Linked DNA regions of Mus musculus: region 2 is linked to region 1. A link is a loop called in an ENCODE intact Hi-C map of the cell type or tissue named here. Cell type or tissue: gastrocnemius. All regions are shown on one strand.

The links. Hi-C counts contacts between places; a loop is a spot of excess contacts. Peaks named below come from ENCODE experiments on the same cell type or tissue, not always from the same donor. Only the 100,000 strongest peaks of a DNase experiment are listed, where the experiment ranks them.
Region 2: a loop joins it to region 1, with 2.3 times the contacts of the local background. A loop is called at or near these places in 8 of 42 quality-filtered maps.

Annotation. Positions count from the first base shown.
Region 1 is chr11:62,323,963-62,331,962 of GRCm38, forward strand. Ncor1 (nuclear receptor co-repressor 1) reads right to left here. Exons shown (of 45, transcript NM_001252313.1): 37 at 6,834-6,962; 38 at 6,014-6,177; 39 at 5,479-5,690; 40 at 3,144-3,287; 41 at 1,525-1,667. It also overlaps a transcript of Ttc19 not described here. Among named protein-coding and RNA genes, the nearest start is that of Ttc19, 46 kb to the left of the region's middle. In gastrocnemius, no CTCF peak of the experiment used is centred here; a DNase peak (open chromatin) is centred at 7,359.
Region 2 is chr11:62,391,515-62,399,514 of GRCm38, forward strand. Ncor1 (nuclear receptor co-repressor 1) reads right to left here. Exons shown (of 45, transcript NM_001252313.1): 9 at 6,751-6,923; 10 at 3,624-3,714; 11 at 991-1,169. Among named protein-coding and RNA genes, the nearest start is that of Ncor1, 43 kb to the right of the region's middle. In gastrocnemius, a CTCF peak has its summit at 5,074 (motif pointing right); DNase peaks (open chromatin) are centred at 3,134 and 5,077.

The DNA.
Region 1 (8,000 bases):
TTGTTTAAGAGTGTAAGCAGAAGAACCTTTAAGACTGGAGATGAAAGGCCTGGCATGGCAGTGTTTTAGTGATGGACTGGGTGTTAGGCTGACAGTCCTGGTCAACATTCTGTAATTTGTTGCCACTTCAAGAGAATCTAGTGCGTTCCTATCTTGAAACCCCTTCCACTAATGGAGATTATTGCTCACTTTTCCATAGTAGATCTATATTTGATGTACTAAAATGATGAAAAGGAAAGCAAGGTATATCTAATAACTAGACAGGGTAAGTTCACAAGTGGTGGTGGACTCATCCTTTTTCTCTTTACCATTCAGTAGAGACTCAAATTCAATGAAGACTAATCACAAGTAGTAGAGGTATAATTATACATCTGCCTCAGTTCAGTTTCAGAGCCCAGAGTTTCTTTTGACAGGGTCAGGAGACTAGCAAATCATAGATCGGAGACGGGGCTCTCTATATTCCCTATCATTGGTAAATTAATAAAGCTGGCTGGTAGCAGAACACATGCAAATGATAGTACAGCAGCGATCTGATCAGAGCAAGGACATCAGCCCAAAGGAAAGCAAGAGTCTGCCATCCAGCATTATGAATGCATTGCCAACAACGTTGGAGACCACATATAGAACAGCTAGGGTACACTGGTGGAAGCAAGAGACTCAGGTTGCAATGTTGGGTTTGAGTTCCATTCCTATTACTACTTGTGTGGCCTTTATCAGTTATTAAATCTCTCTGACTCAATTTCCTTCCTCACTTATAAAATGAAGCTAATTACATGTAGTGTTGTGCACAATAATAGCTATTTAATCTTTTTCAAGAATTACTATTTATTTTTTTAAAGACAGATAAGTTTATCATAGTTGCATCTATATGCTACATAATTGCACTGAGACCCTTGAGATCCCATCATGTTCTGGCAGGTTAAAAAGCAGCTAAGACGAAGCAAGTATAAATTGGCCTGTCCGATGGATTACTAGTAATCCACAAAACAGCAAGGAAGAGGTAGTGTCACATCTGTTCTTAGGTATAATGTCATGTAGCTTAGCTATTCAGGTTACTAAGAAGAATAGGAAGATAGCCTTAAGAATGATACATTTAGGACAGATAATACCATTAATTTGAATGACTCAGGAGATTCCCAAAAGATAAGCTACATAAAGTGAGATAATTTAACAAGAACATGTGAAGAATAATTGATCAAACAGGACTTAGAGATAAGACTCAGGAAGAACATGCTTTTCAAATATTTGAAGATAAAAAAAGTAGGCCAAACAGGCTTTAAAACAAGATAGAAATCAACAAAATACTATATAAAATTAATTTTGTCTCAGCTCTCCATGAAGATGAATGGCTTTAGAAAATACCCAAGTTCTTGCTTCCTAAGAAGGAACTATTTGTGAATTTGCATAGAATCAAAATGTTCTATAAAACCCATCAAACTCAAATATTATAAAAAAGGCAACATTAGAGATAGCATTGTTAATGCATGTTTTATTTGGAGTTCATGGAAAAAAAATCCTACTTACCCATATCAGAGTCACCTCCACCAGAAGAGTTCAACTTACGAAAAATTTCCTGTTTCTTTGATTTAACCATGGGTGATGTGCTTTCAAGCTTGGTGAAGAATGAAGGCAAGTAGCTTATACTTCCTGGTGATCGAGAATCACTCCTGTCAGGAATAGAATTCAATCTATTATAACCATGTACCCTAGGAACACTCCTTTAAATAACAGGTACAAAATACTCAGAAAACTACTGCCTTCCATTCTGTGTTGGTTACAAACCGTACAAAGCATATGTGACCATGAACTCATAAAGATGATCCACAGGACTGCCTGCCTGCCTGCCTGTCTGTCTGTCTATCTATCTAATGATTTTTAGCTCTGAGAAGTGAAATGGTAAAATTGGGATTAAAAGGAAGATGATATACAGTTCTCTCTATCTGGTTGGTTTTTTGAGACAAGAGTCTCATTATGTACTCTTGACTGTCTCACTTTGTAGACAAGAAAGGTCTTGAACTCAGATCTGCCTGCCTCTGTCTCCTCAGTGCTGGGATTAAAGGTGTGTGCCACCCACCATGCTTGACTAATCTACAGCACAAATTCATATAAGATAAAATGGCAAAGTAATAATTGGAAAACTTATCAACGTTGTTGTTTTGTTGTTTTCTTGCGCTTCACAGCTCAAACTATGGTTATTTAAGCTAGGAACTAACTTACTAGCAGCACTGTCTTTTAAGTACCCTAGTTGTGACTAATGACACACTTGTCTATAAAATAGCAAAAGCCAATCACTGGTTGGATCCTAGCAAAATAGCTGCAGTATCTACATAAAATGGCCTAACTATAAGACAAACAACAGAAGAACTGAGTCTTAATACAAAGAATCTCGTATTTCATTGGTAGCTTCTATATTCAAAGTTCAGCAAGCTGCTTTGACAGAGATGGTAACAGAACACACCACTGACAACCCCATCAAGTCATATGTGCTCATTTACCACTGAAACACAACAACATTATCTGTGAACAAAGACAAAGAGAGAAAAAAATGGTTCCCATGCATAAAAATCCAATTTGGGAAAACATATGAATGTATAATTATTTTCTTCCTCATTTCATTGAAGGTAATAACATGTATTATATACAATAAATACTCAGAAATTCACCAGCAGAGTCAGACCTGGCTTAAAACTGGACTTTCCTCTCTGTACAAGGTTTGGCCACCATCAAATCCTGTCTCTAGTGTATTAAATACCAAGAAAACTGTTCTTTTGAAGAAAATGAACTGAGAGAAAAGACAACAGAGAATATAACGTAAGGGAGAGACAGCAGGAAATGAAGCTTTGTAAGCCTGGCCCTGAAGGAATGCAAATGCCACGCTAGCAACTGTGTTCTGCACATTGTGTCTCAGCTAACTCTGGGGACAAATGAGGACTGCTCTGTAATTCAGGTCAACGTGGTAAAAAGAAAATATACAAGGAAGGCACTGTGCTCTGTGTGCAGGGGAAAAAGTACTCCTAGTCTTCCCCGAGTCTTATCCTTTATAAGAGCCAAAAAGAGAAGAGAGGCAGTGATTTAGGCAAAGCCTCAGGCACAGTCTGCACCTAAAAGGAGTTGGGGCAAAGACATGTGTGCATCCTGCTTACCTTTGCTCAGCAGGGTCCACTCCCCTCTGTGACAAGAGCAACATGCTGTCCTGCTTCTCATGCACAGCAGGGCCTTGGGGTGGGGAGATGGGCTCATAGGGCTCTGATGGGATATGACTCCTCTCTGGAGATTTTCCAGGCCTGCTGGGGTAGAAAATGCAACATTTTAGGTTGTACTCGGTCTGAGGCCACCTCTGACTTAACATCTGCATTTAACTTATAATCTTATAAATGATGGTATTTCCTACCCCAATCAATTCTACCATTCTTAAAATAGTAGTAGTTGTGAACCTTCAATCACCTATCCATCAACACCCACATGCATGAGAAAAGGCCTAATTTATCTTCAGGTCTTGTCCTTTTTGGCATAACCTTTAGTTTACGTACACTCCAACCATACATATGTATTTTTTAAATGTAAAAATAAGCACACATATCTTCCTACCTCTTTTCCCCAATTATCAGCCATTTTCATATGGCTCATGATGCACATTCTATTCTAAAACTACAGGGCTCCCTGAGTATGGATTAGTGGTAGGCCATTTGCCTAGCCTCATTATGTAAATATTTTAGATGATAAATAAAATAATTTCACTAAGAGCAATGAAAAAAATTAACCATCATCTTTCAGATTCATGGATGTAGGGTTTAAGTAGAGAAGCCAACTGGAATCCTTCTTCATAAATGTCATCAATTGTTCCAAATCTGTAACATAATAGTTGTCTGTTTATGTATTATGTATCTAATTATGTATCTATCTGTTTATGGTGTGGGTGTCTTATTGTTTTTCAGGCTAGTCTAAAAGGAACTCCTGGGTTCTGCATGTCTTCCTTCCTCAGCCTCTGAAGGATTAGAGCCAGCCTTCTGTTCATGATGACTTCACTTTTCTTTTTTAAAAGAGAAAAAAATACACTGAGTGTGGTGGTACACACCTTTAATCCCAGCTCCCAGAAGCAAAGACAGGCGGGTCTCTTCTAGTTAGAGGCCAGCCTGGTCTACATAGCAAGTTCTAGAACAGTAAGAGCTATACACAAAGACACAAAGGACAACCCCTACCTCAACCCCCAAAAAGAGAATAAGCACGCTTTTATCATGCCTTTAAGATCATTAAGCCTTTTTAAATGGTTATGTCTAGTATTTGCTTCAGAACACTCCAGTAAGGCATGGAGATGGGTGGGGGAATGGGATAGGGAAGTGAGAATAAAACGAAAAAGAGGAGCCAGGCATGGTGGCGCACGCCTTTAATCCCAGCACTCGGGAGGCAGAGGCAGGTGGATTTCTGAGTTTGAAACCAGCCTGGTCTACTGAGTGAGTTCCAGGACAGAGAAACCCTGTCTCGAAAAACCAAAAAAAAAAAAAAAAAAAAAAAAAAAGAAAGAAGAAGAAAAGAGCTGGCCACCGGCTGCACTGAAGTATATGCATGTGGTTTTGTATTGTGTTTTGTTTGATTCGGGATGTCTGCATAGCCCTGGCTGGCCTGGAACTCACAGAAATCTGTCTGCCTGCCTCCACATGTTGGGATAAAAGGCGTGAGTCACCATATCTGGTGATTTTCTACTCTTAAAACCAGCCAACTTGTTTTTTGAAACAGGGTCAGTTATCTGCCTGTCTCTGTCCAGAGTGCCATCTGTACCTGGCTCATTTAGAGCGACAGTCATCTCTTTGTACCTAAGCATTGATTTCCACTTGTCTCATTTATCCATCCTCTGTATATATTCAGAGTATTTGCTACAATCTTTGTTTTATTGATAGTCATGTTCCTGTTCTTAGCATGTTATGAATTTCCTATTTAAATATAATCTGATGCTGATGTTTAGTGTGCTACTCTGAACTGAAACTGCTGATTCCTTTTTGATAGGATGTAGAACATTGTTAACAAATATTACGTATGGTCAAGCCCTGGGGCCTTGTCCATATGAGGCAAGTGTGCCAAAACTGAACTACGCTCACAGCCTGTTTTCCCATTATTGCTATTGAGTTTTTTGAAATGGTCTCATTATTTAGCCTCGACTAGCCCCCACGCCCTTGCCTTCAGAGTAGCTAGAAATATACGCATGTACCTGCCCTGCCTGAGAAAGAATTTTCAAAGACTACTCAAACTTGTGCAAAGACTACCCAGCTACTTTTGAATATATATTTATCCACATATACAGTGCTAAGTACCCAGACAGTAGACATCCTGAAAAGAACGGACAGGAGAAAAGTACCCCTGGGTCCCCTTTCCAGAGAATAAGGGCAAATGACATTTGATATGAGAAATGAATCTCCTAACTTATAGACATATTTAAACTATCTTGTTGCTGCAAAATTTGTTTGGTACAAAACAAAACTATACCTTCCCCGGGATTTATCCACAAGATTTTCTGGAGAGACTCTAGGACCTGGTCTGGGATGCAAGACAGTCTGAGACTGTGATTCTGGGCTGTAGCGGCTTGAGGTTTTAGTTCTTACAGGTGTGGATGACAAAGCAGATGGTGAAGTTTGGAATGTAGAAGTAGAAGGCTGCGAGGGAACTTGATTTCTAGCAAAATCTTGTGTGATAATTTGCTGTAAATGAGAAGCGGAGGAAGTCATAAAGCTGTTAAATACCCGCCAAGAGAGCTCCCTGTGAACTCAGCTTCTTGTTCTGCATTCTCTGTGTGTTTCATTCTGAGTACAAAACAGCCTTAGACTCAGCAGTAGTCCTGCCTCAAAGTCCCGACTGATGGGATATGTGCCCCCATGCCAGCTTAACCTAAATATCTTTGCTAGGATTTTCTTGTGTTTTTAAAAACAAACAAAAAAAAAAAAACCAAAAAAAAAAAAACCAAAAAACTGCTTTCTGCATAATAATAATAATAGCAACAACAACAGAAGTAGAGAAGACTTACACAGATGTGGTCAGCAAGTGTGATCAGTCGATGGGTCCTGGGCACCTGTCCCATTCCCTCTGACTGGGAAGATGGGGGCAGTGGTGGCTGTTGCTGTGGAGATGGTGATTCCTGCTGGGACCGATAATGATGCAGTGGACCTTCATACTGTCGAGTGGACTCATCTAATAGACGGTAGGTAGATACATTATCCTAAGGATGCTACTGGCCCACACTCAGTATAACTCAGAAAAACGTAAGATATGCACCAATACACATAATTTATGTATTTATATCTAGAAACAAAAAAAACCCACTGATTTATTCTACTAGTTTTCATGCTTCTGAGTGTAGAAGTGAGCAGAATTTTCAGCCATTTTCCTACATGTGTATATGCACACATGTTTGTTAGAGTGAGTGTGCACATGCAGGCAAAGGCTGCTTGCTGTCAGTCTCTTTCCTCTATTGCTGTCTGCCTTTCTATTTTTGAGACAAGGTCTCTTGGTGAACCTGAAGCTCATGGATTGGCTAGCTAGTGAGTGGAAGGGATCTACCATTCACACTCCCTGCACCTCTTGCTCCAGTGCTGGGGCTACAGGGCTGGATTCTTGGTATCCAAATTCAGGTCCTCATGCTTGTGTACCAGTTACTTTAGATCTATTTTCAATAAACTATGCACAAAAGAGTAACAATAGTTTAATAGTGTATTTTGTTAGTACAGCTTTAAGTGTTTCTAGAGTAGATTACTCTGCAACAAGTTAATCTTACCATGGCCTAGACAGGAAACTAGAAGCAAATGTTAATGCAAATAAGAAACACAGAAGTGGCAAAACAGACATACTTTCTGCTTGATTTGCCTTAACCATGTCTGGCTGATAGGCCTGTGGCTTTTCCTGGGGTGGTGCAGGTGAGCTGGCGGGACTTATCACCTCAATGGCATCACTAGCCGTTTCATACCTGTGAGAAGACACTTTAAGAAAAGAACCTCATTTTAAAATAAATCCATGGAAAGTTTCAAAGTCCAAGTTATTCAAAGCTATTTGCATATTTTAGGGTTTTTTGATTCTGCTAAAGAGAAGTCCAGTAGCATTCCATACTAGCAATAAAATCAAACTCAATCCGACTCAATAGACTGTTAAAGCTGCCCTTGTGCAAAGCTTGCAGGGTTTTACAGCATGAGATGAAACAGAATTAAAAACATATTTGTAATAAGCCCATGGGAGCCCGAAATAAACCCTGGGCTAACATCATCAGAGGAGATTAGTAAGTAAGTAAGGGGTAGATCTCAACAGTTGATTCCAATATTCCCATTTCTGTGGAACAATCTGATCTTAGCAAAACAGACCACAGAGCTGGTTCACTGCCAAGACTGTTACTGCTTATAAAGCACTAGAGTGAGAGAGCGCCCTGTCCGTCTTCGAGCCATCACAGTTGTGGTGTTGACCAGCTAGGAGCCAATTCAAAACGGGATGTTGAGAAAGACAAGATTTTTGTTCAGATGTGTGCCCAGTGCCACACTGTGGGAAGGGCAGCAAGCATAATACTAGATTGAATCTCTATGGTGTATTTGGGCAGAAGATAGGTCAAGCTGCAAGACTGACTTACAAAGATGCCAACAAGAAGAAAGGCATCACCTGGAGAGAGGACACCCTGACGGAGTGTTTGGAGAACCCTAAAAAGGGACACCCCTGGAACAAACATTATCTTCGCTGAAGTTAAGAGGGTGGTAGAGGGCAGACCTAAGAGCTAATCCTTCAAAAGTTATCAGTCACTAATTCTGCCACCTTATTACAAAACAAATGTTTCATGGCTTTCAATGTGTGTCATAATTTAATTTGTAAAAACCGAAATTAACATCATGTGTGGCTAACAATGTTTTTGTTGGACAGTCCTGATTTTAGTAAAACTGATGTGTGGCAAAAAAATAAAAATAATGATTTTTCTCAAATAACTAAAGTATTACATTGTGAAAGTGAACAGGAGTGGTGGGAAATATGTGAAGAAAATA
Region 2 (8,000 bases), 68 kb after region 1:
GAGAGAGAGTAATGGGATGGATATAATAAACTATATGCATTTATGAAATTATTCAAGATAGAAATATTAATAAGAATATATACACATACAAATGTTTTAACAAAATAAGAAATAACTAGGAGAATAATGTCTAGCCTAAATCAAAGTGACTCCTCACTTCCCACTGGATAACAAAGATATAAAGAATTTTGTTTTAGCTCTCTTCTTCCCCTCTATTCTCTCTACCACTGATTTGTCTCTCCCTTCCAATAAAACCTCTTCCACATGGAAAAAAAAAAGAATTTTATTTTAAAGAATTATTTACTTATGTATATAAACTGTCTTCAGAACACCAGAAGAGGCCATCAGATCTCATTACAGATGGCTGGGAGCCACCATGTGGTTGCTGGGAATTGAACTCAGGACCTCTGGAAGAGCAGTCAGTGCTCTTAACTGTTGAGCCATCTCTCCAGCCTCTGATAGAAAGAATTTTTAAATGGCCGAGTTTTTAAAGGATAGTTTTTAAATTTTGTTTTTTTTTTGGTTTGGTTTGTTTTTTGAAACAGGGTCTTACTATGTAACCCTGACTGTCCTAGAGCTCACTGTGTAGACTGGCCTCAAAATCATAGAACTGCCTGCCTCTGTCTCTGAAGGGCTGGAATTAAATGCACACACCACCACATTCTTTTATTGCTAAATGTTTAAAGGAAACTACCTACCTGAATCCATGGTTATTGTAAGGCACAGAAATCTGTCCTATAACGAGCCTCCCAAAATTAACCTGTACTGCACCCAAGTTAAGGAATCTTTCCTAAAATGATTCCAGATGCCCATTTCTGTTAACCATTATCCTACCTCCAAGCTTAAAGGAAGATAAGTTTATCTATTACTCACAGCATTTACTCCAAGGCCAAACTGGAATGAAAGCTTTGTGGAAAGAGTTCACTCTCAAGTAAAAGCCAAACACTTTTAATAACTTCTATAAAACAATAATTTAACAGTTAAAATTACTTGTCCTTAAAGATCTCCTTTTCATGGTCAGTCCAAACATTCATAAACTGTCTGTCTTTATAAACCTTCATTGGATCCTCCATCAGCCCATTCATATTGATGAATTTGACCCTTCTTTGTTCTGCATCAAACATCATAGGTGGAATCACAGAAAGCTGACGCATTTGCTTCTCATTATTCTGCAAAAAATAAATGCAGTTTAGTTGGGATAATATTCAAACTAAAATTTTAAGGAGATATAGACTTTAACAGGTAAAAAAATCTGCAACTTAATGACAATGTCATACATCATAGCATGTCTTTTATAATTATTTCTAAGATATTTACACTGAATTACATGAATTACAGAGAATTCACTTAAAACTACTACTTGTTACTAGCTTATAAGAGGGGCCTGTAAAAGCCTGTCTCGAAAAACCAAAAAAGAGGGCCTATAAAAACGTAACTTGACTCAATGAACAGAGGAAAGGCTCTGGAACAAGAACCACTAGTTCTGCTACCCACAGCACTATGGCCCTGTACCTTCCTGTGCCTTAGTTTCATAAAATAGTAACAACTAGAATCTCTTTCTTATATTTTAGTTTAGTGAGATAATACATAAAAATGTACTTATTACAGCAATTTTAAGTACCAGGTCCACTCTTCAAAACAGTAAACCTACAGTAATCTACTACAACTTGAATCAAAATAGTCACAGAAAAAATAAACAGGTGTCCATAGATTAGTAGAGATCAAAGTAGACAGGTTCACAATACTATTTTTTGTTTTGTTTTTTTGTTTGTTTGTTTTTTAGAGACAGGGTTTCTCTGTGTAGTCCTGGCTGTCCTGGAACTCACTCTGTAGACCAAGCTGGCCTCAAACTCAGAAATCCGCCTGCCTCTGCCTCCCAAGTGCTAGGATTAAAGGCGTGGGCCACCACTGCCCGGCTGATACTATTTCTTTTTAATTTTTACTTCATGTGCATTAGTGTTTTGTCTGCATGTATGTCTGTGTGAGGGTGCCAGATCTCCTGGACCTGGAATTACAGACAGTTGTGAGCTGCCATGTGGGTGCTGGAAACTAAACCTGGATCCTCTAGAAGAGTGGCCAGTGCTCTTAATTGATGAGCCAACTCTCAAGCCCCTCGCATTCATTATTTTTTTACTTGTTAGTGTGCTGAAAACATGCAAGCATAGGTTTTATATGCCTGATTTCTAAATCGTTCAATAATGTTAAACTAAATCTACCTTAGTTTATTTTTCAAATGTACTACTACTTGAATATTTAAGTTCTCCACAACTCTACCCTTGGAAGATTACTTATTATTTATGTATGTATTTATACATAGCATTTATTTTTAAAATACACAACTATAAATAATTATTCTTAGAGGAAAACTACAGCAAAAATAACTTTCAACTTTTTAAACAAAATTTCAGAAACTCTGTATCAAAGAAGAAAAAATAGTAGATAGCGTTTGGACTTTGTCACAGAAAAACTGAGATTAGAGTTATTTTGAGAGTTTCCTGTATCTCAGACTGTATCTGACAACTTCCAATATGGATTTTTTTTTTCATCTCTGCACAGAGATCAGCATGCCTCTGCCTTCCAAGTGATGGGATTGAAAGCTTGTGCCATGCTCAGCTATGATCCCTGTTGTTTGGTTGGTTTGTTTGTGTTTTTGATTGTTTGACTTTGGTTTGTTATTTGGGGGGGGAGGGGCAATGTCTCATTAAGCAGTCCAAACTGAGCTGAAACTTGCAGTCCAGACCAACTCAGAGAGAGCAGCCTGGCCCTGCCTCTGGGATAAAGGCCTCACCACAGGAACAGGTGTTTTGTTAAATTATGTGCATGGCATGTGAGTACAGGGGACCTCTCAGGACATCATCAGATCTCCTGAAGCTGGGGTTACAAACCGTTGTGAGCGTAAACTCAGGTCTTCTGAGAGGTGAGGCATGTCTCCAGTTTCATCTTTGGGTTAGTTTTTTTAATCCCAAAGTGGTCATTTTCACTCAAATTTTCTTGCTTAAAATGTAAGTACCTTTGCCTGGGACAGCTTACCTGCCTCTCGATTTACAGATATTGCTGTGGTCATCACCACAGCCTCTGGGGAGCAAGCAGAGGCTCCTTCCCCCCTTGCTGGAATGGAGCCAGAAGCTCAGCATGTCAGCCAGCTCTGCACCCATTACTTCTCACTTTCACACTGAGCCCATCATCCCTTCTAGCCTCGCCTCCCCGGGCCTCTGGTATGTCCTTATCAAGGACACAGTGATGGGCACCTTCTTTTGTTTCTCCAGATAGGGTTTCCTTATGTAGCCCTGGCTATCCCAGAGCTTGTTCTATAAACCAGCTGTCCCTGAATTCACAGAGATCTGCCTGCCTCTGCCTCCCAAGTCATGTGTCACCACCTTCCAGCCAATCAGAGCTATTTCCTTAACTGTTCCCAGGTCTCCTTGCTGACAAAAGAATCCTTGTAAAACATTTAATTACACTACTTGAAACCAAGAAATGGTTGATCTTAGTCTTTAGAATACTTCAAGCACTATTACCTAAAGTGTCCTCATTTACATACTGATAAACATTTACCCCCTGAGCTACAGGACTAAAATGCTTATACAGTTAGAGAATTAACTTGAATGAATCAATTTTCTTACCTCCTGTTCAGAAAGACCATCAATAATTTCAGAAATCTCATGCTCACTCCTAGCAATGGTGGCTGAAAGACCAGCTCCCCTCTGACCAACTCTAAATATGAAGAAAAAATACAAATATATTTAAAGACTTTTTATGAAGACATAACAAATTAGTATAAATACTGGAACTATACAGACCAAGCTGGCCCCAAAAATCAAAGATCTGCCTGTCTCTGCTTCCAAGTGATAGAATTACAGGCACACACACCACTGCCTAGCTTAAAGTAGGACTTTTAAAATAAATATTTTATAATCACTCTTTGAAACTTTGTTCACATGAACAATTTATCTTGATCACATCCACCTTCCATTCCTCCCTTTCAAGATTTCTACATTTTTGTTGTTGTTGTTGTTGTTTACTTTTCTGTGTAACCCACTGAATTCAATTGGTACTATCTGGAATGTTGACTGATGTTGGGTTGATCATATACAAGTCTGTACATATAACTACAACTCCTTAAGTTCATTAGTGAAATATCTACATCATGTCCATGTCTGTAAGATAGGACACACAATGGCACATTTTTGTGTATATGCATGTCTATGATGCAGGTATGTCTGTAAATGTGTGCAGATATTGGGTGTCTCCCTTGATGACTCTGTATTATTAAGTAGGACTTTTTTTCTAAACCAATAGAAAGTCAAAAAAATAAATAAATAAAACCAAACCAAACCTGAAATTCAGTGAATACTTTCAAGACGTATGCATAAATCACTACCAAATTAGCAACAACTTAAATGTTAAGAGATTTAAGTTACACGTTGGACTGGGGATACATTACAACTCAGTTGGTAAAGTGTTTGTCCTACATGCATCACTACCTGGGTTTGATCATTAGCACCACAGACAGACAGACAGACAGACAAAAAGGTTGTATATTCTAGTTAGAATAGTGCACTGAGTAATGGGGTACCTATATTAAAAAAGAAATGATTGATGCCATGTCTAATTTTTGTCTGTATTCTAAATAATGGCAGAGCAAGCTTAGAAAAATACATTGCACATTTCTAAAATATAAGGAAAAGTACCAAAACAGAAAATTAAGTTTAAGATATTTGTAAGTTTGTATGGGCATTACTAATGAGGTTTCATTCATACCTATTTTCTACACATAAAAACCTATCAAAATACAAAGTGTGGTTCACTCCCAGCACCAGGAGGCAGAGGCAGATGATCTCTGTAAGACTTAAGACAGACAGATCTCTATAGCAAGTTTCAGGACAGCTGAGGTTACATAAAAAGACTGTCTTTAAAATAAATAAATACATGAGTCAAAATTTATCTACTAAACTCACCACCCCCCCGGGCAAAGAATTTTTCTTTAACTCTTATTTTTATTTTATATGTCTGAGTGTCTTGCCTCCATTTCTGACTGTGTACCACACACATGCCTGGAAACAACAAAGGCCAGTAGAGGGCATCAGCTCATAGGTAACCAAACCTGGGTTCTCTGCAGGAACACCAAGGACTCTTAATCACAGAGCCATCTTTCAGCACACAGAATTTCTTGATTCAATAATGAATTTCATGCTATTTCATTATGTTTGATTATTAAGGAACATTCAGGCCTGTTCGTACTGTCATTTTGAAGAAAATTAGAACTTCCAAGAATTAAAGGCTTAAGATGAGGGAGGATTTGGCTCAATTGGCAGAGTGCTTGCCTGCCTAACATGCACAAAGCCCCAGCACTGCATAAACTAGGCATGGTGACACACAGGAACTTGTAATGCCAACACTTGGAAAGTGGAGGCAGAGGGTCTCAAGCCGCATAGTAAAATACCAAGTCAGCCAGGGCTACTGACCTACTCCAGATCCTGTCTCAAAGGTGAAGGAAAAAAAAAAAAGTAAAGGCCTAGGGCCACAGACATCTTCTGATGCCTCAGAAGTTAAAGACAACAGGGTGCTCTTCCGGAGGACTCAGGTTCAATTCCCAGCATCCACATGGCAGCTCACACTTGGCTATAACTCTAGTTTCAAGGGAATCTAAGGCCTTCTGGCCTCCGTGGCTACCATGGTGCACACAGGCACACAGGCAAAACATTCATTCACATGCATAAAACAGTTAATGAAAGATATTCACTTAGATTTGACATGCAAATTAGATATACAAAATAATATTAAATTCACTAAGAAATTATCCTCAGAGCTGGCAAAATGGTCCATGCGGTTGCCATTAGATCCAATGGACTGGGCTAATACTAGTTGGTGGGTTCAGAGAACCTACTCCCACAAGTTGTCCTCCGACCTTCACATCAGATCAGTATTACTATGGCACATGAGCCTCCCACATACAACCCCCAAAATGAATAGTAAGTATAATTTTAAAAACTTAAGTTCAAAATTAAAATTTCTTGTAGGCAGTGGTGGCGTACACCTTTAATCCCAGCACCCAGGAGGCAGAGGCAGACCAATCTCTGAGTTTGAAGCCAGTCGTCTACAGATCAAATTCAAAGACAGCCAAGGCTACATAGAGAAATCTTGTCTCAAAAACAAAACCACCCAGCCCCTCACCTGCAGCAGCACTCCAGAGAGCAGGCCCTGCACCTGGCCTGAGCAGCACAATAGAGCCGGCCCTATTGGCATGGCCACAGGAGAGGGCATGAGAATAGAGAGCCAGCTCTGCCCCTTGCCTGAATCATCCGGTGAGCTAGCTGAGGCAGTGCTGGAGAGCCCTCCCTGGTGGTGTGGGTACGGGAAATATGGCAGGCTTATTAGCTCAGATGCCACCCAGGCCCAGATCCAGGGCTTTGAATTGACCCACCCCAACATCTGCCCCATCAATGAACAGCTGGAACACTCGAAGGGGACGGTCCTACAGATTCAAAGCAGCAGGATCTCCATGACACAGGGAAAGAAGTGTGGACAAAAGGATATTCTGTGGACACACTATGACACACTACAGCCTGCACAGTGAGATTTCTACTTTCTTTTGGGGGCAAGGGTGGAAGACAGATACAAAGGGAAGAAAAATATGAGTGGGAATGAGGTACATGATGTGAAATTTGCAAAGAATCAATACAAAGTTAAATTAAAAAATATGATTTGAAGGGGAAAAAAATCACAATTACTAAACATCAAACTACATACCGCTGAAATCTTTCTTGCTGTTCTCTTTGTTTTCGAATTTCTGGAAACTGCTTCTCATAGTATTCCCTTGTTTTGCTTTCTTTTGCTTTCCTCCGGGGATTATTTTCTATTCTGTCCACTTTTTTCTCCCACGCTTCCATGAGCTGATCATAGCGCTGGCAGATTTTTTGTTCCTATTAAACACCCGTAGCAAATTAATAACAATTAAACTGAACTCATGATTTGGTAAGCCTAACCCTTTGAAATATATTCCATTTCTTAAATTGAATCAGAAGTACATTTGGCTTGTATGACTCAGCTACAAATGACAATTTGTTCTTGATCTAACAGGAGAGATGGAGCCATTCCCTTAGATGAACTCACCAGGAATACTTTCCCTGGAGATTTTACTAACCATTAGCACTATACCAATTAGCAAACTCACAGACAACTATAACTAGTAGTGTCTGACCTGCTATTTTTATTTTCCTGATAACATGCCTCATCAAAAAGAAAGGAAAAAGAAAAACATTTACACAGTTCATCATCTATCCAGTAGTTCTCAATCTTCCTAGTGCCGTGACCTTTGAATTCAGCTCCTCATGTTGTGGTGACCCCCAACCATAAAATTATTTTCATTGCTACTTCATAACTGTAATTTTACTTCTGTTATGAATCATAATGTAAATAGCTGTGTTTTCCAATAGTCTTAGTCAACGTCTGCTGTGAAAGGGGTAGCTAGAGCCCAGAGGGGTCACAACCCACAGGTTGAAAACCACCGTTCCAATCACTCTTAAAGGCAGCTATAAGTACTGTATCGGTACCCATCCACACTGTCAGAGAACACACACACACTTAACTGTTTCTCTACCATTAGCTTTTTCACCTTTTTTGTTCTTGTTGCTGTTGTTAACTAGTCAATTTTTTTGATAGCACAGAAAAGGCTGGAATTAGCTATTTATTCATCATCATAAAAAGAAATCTGGTAAAAACATGAAGTTAAGAACTAATATTGTGGTTAAATAAGTGATTTAAAAAGCAGAAAAACTTTCCGTTATGGTTATAGAACTATGTGAATATGATACTGGATAAAGGAAAGTGAGAAGGGCCTTAGGGGACACTGCTAACATTGGTCACCTTAAGAGAGACTGGATAGGAGAGTATTTCTTCCTCATGCCATTCCCTCACCACTCCTTCCAACATCCATTTGCCTTGTGTGCGCTTCATGTTCTCTCTCTCTCTTTCCTCCCACCTCCTTAATTCAAGTCAAC